Linked DNA regions of Homo sapiens: all the other regions are linked to region 1. Evidence: read pairs that join two places in POLR2A ChIA-PET (ENCODE). Cell type or tissue: GM12878. All regions are shown on one strand. Region 1 has its middle 4.6 kb from the start of AP3B2. Region 2 overlaps FSD2 (fibronectin type III and SPRY domain containing 2). Region 3 holds the start of FSD2 (fibronectin type III and SPRY domain containing 2).

What was found. ChIA-PET counts read pairs that join two places held together with the same protein. Peaks named below come from ENCODE experiments on the same cell type or tissue, not always from the same donor. Only the 100,000 strongest peaks of a DNase experiment are listed, where the experiment ranks them.
Region 2: POLR2A ChIA-PET joins it to region 1 with 6 read pairs; 3 of 35 experiments call an interaction of 5 or more read pairs at or near these places.
Region 3: POLR2A ChIA-PET joins it to region 1 with 6 read pairs; 2 of 35 experiments call an interaction of 5 or more read pairs at or near these places.

The regions. Positions count from the first base shown.
Region 1 is chr15:82,713,189-82,715,688 of GRCh38, forward strand. It overlaps the pseudogene LOC338963. Among named protein-coding and RNA genes, the nearest start is that of AP3B2, 4.6 kb to the left of the region's middle. In GM12878, no CTCF peak of the experiment used is centred here; a DNase peak (open chromatin) is centred at 1,133.
Region 2 is chr15:82,773,942-82,776,441 of GRCh38, forward strand. All of the region lies in intron 6 of FSD2 (fibronectin type III and SPRY domain containing 2), which reads right to left. Among named protein-coding and RNA genes, the nearest start is that of SNHG21, 25 kb to the left of the region's middle. In GM12878, no CTCF peak of the experiment used is centred here; no DNase peak of the experiment used is centred here.
Region 3 is chr15:82,805,196-82,807,695 of GRCh38, forward strand. FSD2 (fibronectin type III and SPRY domain containing 2) reads right to left here and starts at 874. Exons shown (of 13, transcript NM_001007122.4): 1 at 771-874. RefSeq lists an enhancer at 1,158-1,257. In GM12878, a CTCF peak has its summit at 1,045; a DNase peak (open chromatin) is centred at 1,086; H3K4me3 peaks cover 233 bases; H3K27ac peaks cover 1,416 bases.

The DNA.
Region 1 (2,500 bases):
TTTCACCATCTTGGCCAGGCTGGTCTCAAACTCCTGACCTTGTGATCTGCCTGTCTCGGCCTCCCAAAGTGCTGGGATTACAGGCATGAGCCACCTCACCCAGCCAAATCTTCTGCTTATTACTGGGTGAGTCTCATTTTCTCAGACTGGGAGCTATGGAAGACCCAGGTGACCAACTCATCCCAGTCTGCCTACAACTTCCCATGTCTTAAAATTGGAAATCTTGCATCTCAGGAACCCAGGAAAACCTGAATATTGGGTTCCCCTAGGATCCGGTCTCCCCCTTTCCATCTCCTGCAATCTCAGAAGGCCACAGGGAGAACCCAGTCATGTAAACAGCTCTTTGGCTTTTGGTTATGCTCTCCTACCATCTACTAGGTAGCGAGGGCACCTTGAGCCCTACTCCCCTCTACCCTCACTCCTGCTGGGCCAAGCAGAGGTTTACAGCTATGGAAGAGGGCAGACTGTTCTGGCCCCTGTTGAAGCAGTGGGCACCCCACCTGTGGAGAGGACAAGACAAGCTGAAGACTTCTCCAGTTACCTGAGATGTGAAGCTCATCTAGGGAGAAAAAAATAAAAAACCCAGCCGTCACCACATGGCCACTGAGGAGGTGAGGACAGAGGCTGTCCAGGCTCTCTCCTCTCCCCTCTGGTTGTGCACTCCTCCTGTGGAGCTGCTTGTCTGTCATTGCATGGTTGTGCATTTGATGTGCATGTGAGTCTGCACTAAAATGCTGGACACGACACGGGACTGGGATACCCAGCCCTGGCTGTGCCACCTCTCTATATGGGACATCAAACCAGCCCCTTCCTCTCTCTGGGCCTCAACTTCCTGTGAACTAGGGACAATAAGCTCCAAGGGCTGGACATCACAGGGCCATTGTGAGGCAGTAAGAGCTCTCTGTGAGCTGGGTAAGGCTAGCTGGCAAGGTTTGTTTATCTAAAGTCTGCCCCTAAGCATGCAGATGTGGTTGTGGAGAGGAAGGGTGGGGAGAATACATCTTTCCCAGCTCAGAGAAGAAGAACAATGGGCCCTCAGAGGCTGGCGGCCTCCCTGTGACCCCTGCCCCAGAGCTCTCAGGGAATCACCTAGATGGAAAGGCCCTGGGGAGCAGGGCCCCACCCCGACTCTCCCTCTGAAAGTACCCCAGTGCTGGTGGGGGTGGGGAGGCACTTCAGCCACCATCAGCTAGGCGCTAGACTTTGAGTCAAGGTCTGATGAGGACATGCTCCTTCAGATAGGGGATGTAGGTCCACACATGGTGCTCCATCCATAATGATTGATTGCCAAAAGCTGTGCTAAAGCATCATTTAGCCCTAACAATAATGACTTGAAGTAGATGATGTTATACTTCCCATTTTACAGATGGGGAAACTGAGGCTTGGAGAGGTTACAAGCTGGTAAGCGGCACAACCAGTATTCAGGCCAAGTGGTCTGGCTCCAGTGCCCGTGTCCTTCACCACTGTACAGTATCATCTTTCTCACGCTGCTGGCATGTGAGGTCCCCCTTCCCCAGACTCAACTGCCAGGAAGTGCTGACCCCCGTATCCTTCCTGACCTGGAGAAACAGCTACCCTTCTTAGTTTTTGCTGAGTCAAGCCACCGTTTTCTTTGTAAGAAAGAAAAGGGGGCAAGGCCCTGGAGCTGTAAGAGCCCAGGGAACAGAGACTCCCACTCCTGGGGCACCTGGCCTGATCATGCCACCCACCCCATGGGGACTTCTTGCTGGGGGCCTGAGCTCTTCCTCCCCTCACCCTGACTAAGGCTTTCAACAGAGCAAAGTAATGAGGGTGGTCCTGCAGCTGGGTGTGAGGGTGACAGGCAGTCTTTCTGAAGCCCAGGGCCTTTCCCCAGAACCGGGCCCCTGCAGGACCCCAACCAGTGGGGTCAACCCAATTTAGTGACAAACCTAAATTATCAGCTCCTCTCCTCACCCTTCAGTTTAACCTTGGACAAAGTGTGCCTCTGTGGAAGGCAGGGCTTTGGGATCACTGCTCCTAGCCGCCCACCTTCAGCGGGAACAAGCATCAGGGAGTAGGCAGTTCCATAGCACAGCTTGCTTCAGCCCGTCTTCCTTCCCATACAGAGCCTTTGGTTATCCCTTCCCTCTTGGCACAGAGCAATCCCACTTGAATCTGAGCCCCCAGCCCAATTAGCTCACCTTGCAGTGGCCACACTCACACCTTGCTAGATGTTCTTCTTCTGTGGCTAGAGAAGGAAGGACAAGCTGTCCATCCTTCAGGCAGATAAAGGGACCAAGAGGGAAGCCCTGGGGCCCTGTTCATCATCATTGCCCAGGCCAGTCTGACAGCAGCACTCCTTCCTCCTAGCAGCTCTGAGGCTGGGGTCCAGGTGGGTAATTGGTGCCCCCACCACCCCCTCCTCAATCCTCCTGGTGTTCAGTCCTACCCAGACCTGCTTGTGCCTCCTCTCTGACCTGGCTCTTCTCCTTCCACTGACCTCCAATGTGCTCAGATGCCTGCCACATCCCCAGACTGT
Region 2 (2,500 bases), 61 kb after region 1:
AAAAACCTAAAATGCTGTACACAACATTGTCCACAATCATGTTGTTCAGTGTTGGTGAGAAGGGGAAAGCAAGCAGTTGAAAAATGAGGAATTACAGACTATCCTTATAAATAAGTAATCACAATAATATTTTATTTTATTTCAATTTTTTGAGACAGGCTCTTACTCTGTCACCCAGGCTGGAGTGCAGTGGGGCAGTCATAGCTCACTGCAGCCTTACTCTTGGGCTCAAGCAATCCTCCCACTTCAGTCTCCCAAGTAACTGGGGCTATAGGTGTACGGTGCCACACCAAGCTAATTTTTAAGATTTTTTTTGTAGAGATAGGGTCTTGCTATTTTGCCTAGGCTGGTCTTAAACTCCTGGGCTCTAGCAGTCTGCCCACCTCAGCCTCCCAAAGTGCTGGGATCACAGGCATGAGCCAGCACGTCTGGCCAACAATAATACTTTAAAGAGCTACTTGGCACCATGTAATATGTTGTACATAAGTTTTCTCATTTAATTCTTACCATATTCCTATGAGGTATTATGATGTCCATTTTTACAGATGAAGAAACCAAGACTCAGAGAGGTTAGGTGAATTGTCCAGAGTCACACTGCTAGGAAGTGGCAGAGTTGGGATTCTCATGAGCTCCATAGAATTCCAAAGCCCATCTCTTAACCTCTATGCTAAAAACAGATACCCAGGAGGAACCTCAGAGAGGTCAGCCTCTGTACTCACTTATGAGCTAAAGACAAAAATAGGAAGTTAGAGGGAAAAAAATACTTGTTTCTAAATCCTTTTTTTTTTTTTCTTTTTTTGAGACGGAGTCTCGCTCTGTCACCAGTTTGGAGTGCAGTGGTGCGATCTCGGCTCACCACAGTCTCCACCTCCCGGATTCAAGCCATTCTCCTGCCTCAGCCTCCCGAGTAGTTGGGATTACAGGCACGTGCCACCACAGCCAGCTAATTTTTGTATTTTTAGTAGAGACGGGGTTTCACCATGTCGGCCAGGATGGTCTCAATCTCCTGACCTCATGATCCACCCACCTCAGCCGTCCAAAGTGCTGGGATTACAGGCGTGAGCCACCGCGCCTGGCCTTGTTTCTAAATCTTTATTATTTTTTTCAGACATTGACATTTCCTACTCAAAGCTCAGGGGGTCTGCAGGGTTTTCTACAATAAAATCATATAATCCGACTGGCCATGGTGGCTCACGCCTGTAATCCCAGCACTTTGGGAGGTCGAGGCAGGTGGGTCACGAGGTCAGGAGTTTGAGACCAGCCTGGCCAACATGGTGAAACCCCGTGTCTAATAAAAATATAAAAAATTAGCCAGGCATGGTAGCGGGTGCCTGTAATCCCAGCTACTCGGGAGGCTGAGGCAGGAGAATCGCTGGAACCCAGGAGGCTGAGGTTGCAGTGAGCTGAGATCGCACCATTGCACTCCAACCTGGGTGACAGTGTGAGACTCTGTCTCAAAAAAAAAAAAAATTCATATAATTTGCAAACAGAGGCAATTTCCCTTTTTCCTTTTCAGTTTGGATGCCTTTCTATCTTTCTCTTGCCTAATTGCTCTGGCAAGGTCTTGTAGCACTACGTTGAATTGGAGTGTTGAGAGTGGGCATCTTTGTCTTGTTTCTGATCTTAGAGGAAAAGCTTTCAACTTTTCACCACTGAGTATGATGTTAGCTGTGGGATGTCATATATGACATTTTTTATAATGTTTGCTCTAATCTTTATTATTTCCTTTCTTCTGCAAAATTTGGGCTTAGCTTGTTCTTTTTCTAGTTTCTGGAGGTGTAAAGTTAGGTTGTTTATATGAGCTCTTTCTTTTTAATGTAGGCGCTTATTGCTATAAATTTCCCTTGTAGTACATCCCTTTTGCTGCATCCCATAAGTTTTGGTATGTTGTGTTTCATTTTCATTTATCTCAAGGTTTTTAAAATTCCCTTTTGATTTCTTCTTTGGCCCCTTGATTGCTCAGGAGTGTGTTGTGTAATTTCCACATATCTGTGAATTTTCCAATTTTTTCTTGTTATTGATTTCTAGTTTCATACCACTGTGGTCATAAAAGATACTTGAGGCCAGGCAGAGTGACTCAGGCCTGTAATCTCAGCACTTTGGGAGGCTGAGGTAGGAGGATTACTTGACACCAGAAGTTCAAGAACAGCCTGGGCAACATAGTGAGACCTCATCTCTACAAAAACATTGAACAAATTGTCTGGGTATGGTGGTGTGGGCCTGTAGTCCTAGCTACTTGGAAGGCTGAGGCAGGAGGATTTCTTGAGCCCAGGAGTTGGAGTTTGCAGTGAGCCATGATCACACCACTATACTCCAGGCTGGGCAACAGAGTGAAACCCTATTTCAAAATAGTAATGATAATAACAATAAAAGATACTTGATAGATTTCATTCTTTTTAAATTTGTTAAGGCTTGTTTTGTGGCGTAACATGTGATCTAGCCTGGAGAATGTTACATGTGTGCTTGGGAAGAATGTGTATTCTGCTGTTGCTGGATGGAA
Region 3 (2,500 bases), 92 kb after region 1:
CTTGAACTCCTGGGCTCATGCAATCTGCCACCTCACTTGGCTTGTTTATTAACCTTTTATGGATCATGGGCATATCTACTGAATCTACTGAAACCTGTGAATTCTCTTCCCAGAAGTGATTCCATAAGGGCAGGAACATAACTTTGCCTATAATTTTAGCTCTTCCATGCAGCCCTTGGCAATTCCTGAGCCACAGCAGTGAAAGAAAGCTTGCCTTAAAGTGTTACAGTGATATGAAATGATTCAAATCAGCTTTGCAGACACTGCCCGAACCTGAAAACTTTCTATAGGAGGAGGCTGTATGCATAACAAGTGAAAAATAATTACGATGCTGTTTTTTAGTATTTGAATCAATGCATGAAGTTATTATTTTTCAGCATGTACACACAGATTAAATAAAATGTATTTACAACACAATAGTATAGCCAGATGATATTCAACATCTATATTTCCAAACTGTTCTACCAAATGGTTCTAACTAATGGGTCCCAGCACTACAGATATCCTAAAGACACATTATAAGAATCACCAGCCCCTGTCTGCCTTCATCAGAGCCTCTCACATCCTGTCCCAACATCATGTTCAGTTAATGCGAATTCTTGCTTTAAGAAGGCACAGAAAACATTTACACTATTTATTGTAATTTAAACATCTGCAATTTACCATGATATCTCTTCCCACCTACAGGAAAGATATTGCATTAATATTGCAGCATTGAGTTTCTAATAATACAATTTGCATTGGAAGAATATGACTACCCCAAAACTTGCCTGCTAAGCGTCCATAAATGCTTCCTTTAACTCAGAGGACCTGGAGTTCTGCTAGAAAATTGAATCTGTGTTCAGCAGGCTTTCCTTCCTAGTGACCTCTGCATGCCCCACAGGCTACCCCTGCCTATTTTACACCAGAGTTCTGCAAGTGGGGCACCAAAGCTGGATGGTAACATGAGCTGGCTGCAGCCACAAATAGCAACAGGCCTGCCATGAGTGAAGGTCCAAATATAGACCTGCTGTGGCTGAGTTGCCACTTCTTACTACTCAAGTGTCACCAGGAGAGGTCACATGCCGTGCTCTGAGTTACTTTCTGTGCTGTGAGGGGTTTTAGACTTGTGGCTCTACCATGGGTCTCAGATGGCTGGTCATGTGGAGAGGGCTGGGGACTGTCACGGCAAGACCAGGAAGAAGATTCCTTTTTTTTTTTTTTAAGTGAATGAGTTTCTAAAATTATATGCAAAATTATGTCTGTGTCCTTATAGAATCACTTCCGGGAAGAGAACTCACAGGTTTCAATAGATTCTCAGAGGTGCTCATGAACCATACAAGGTTAAAAAACATTTTGGGGGCACTTTTCTAATCAAAGCACAGGACACACTTCCCATATAAGCCTTAAGCAAACATTATTATTTTTTTTTTTTACTTGCCATGGTATGGCATAGAAATGGGACTATCCAGCCAATACATTCCTTATGGACTATGATTGACTATTTCTCTAAGCTTTAGTTTAATAATTTATAAAATGACAATTTAGTGTTAATGTTCTTTTCTTCCAAAATTCTGACTCTGTTAAGAAGTTGAAAGAGTCTAGGTGTTGAGGAAAAAAGTGAGTGTTAACTGTGGGTGTGTTGCAAAATTCCTACTTTGATGCTGAGCCCACAGACCAGCATAACAGTATAATCTCTCTCTCCTCTCTCTCTCTCACATGCACGCACGCACACACACACACACACACACACAGTGTAATAGTCAGAGTTGTCCAGAGAAACAGAACCAATAGAATGTATACATATATGGAAACAGATTTATCATAAGGAATTGACTCATGTAATTATGAAGACCAAAAAGTCCCAAGATCTGCAGTTAGTAAGCGGAAGATCCAGGAGAGCCAATGGTGTGGTTCTAGTCCAAAGGCCAGCAGGCTCAAGACCCTGGAGAGCCAATGTTTCCATTTGAGTTGGAAGGCAGGAAAAAAACCCATATTCCCACTTGAAGGCAGTTAGGCAGGAAGAATTCCCTCTTATTCAAGCTTTTGTTCTATTCAGACCTTCAATCGATTGGATGAGGCCCACTCACATGAGGGAGGGCAACCAGTTTTACTCAGTCTACTAACTCAAAGGTTAATCTCATCCAGAAACACCATCACACACACACACCCAGAATAATGTCTGACTAAACACCTGGTGACCCAATCAAGTTGACACATTAAAATTAACCATCATACATATATATACATATGCTATAGACAGTTTATATTCCCCTAAAATTCCCATGTTGAAACCAAATCCCCAATGTGATGGTATTTGGAAATGTGGCCTTTGGGAGGTGATTAGGTCATGAAGGCAAGCCCTCATGAATAAAATTAGTGCCATTACATTGGGGGTCCCAGAGAGCTCTTCCATGTGAAGATGCAGTAAGAATACAGGTATCTACGAACCAAGAAGCAGCCCTTCCTTACCAGACACTGAATCTGCTGGTGCTTTAATCTTGGACTTTCCAGCCTCCAG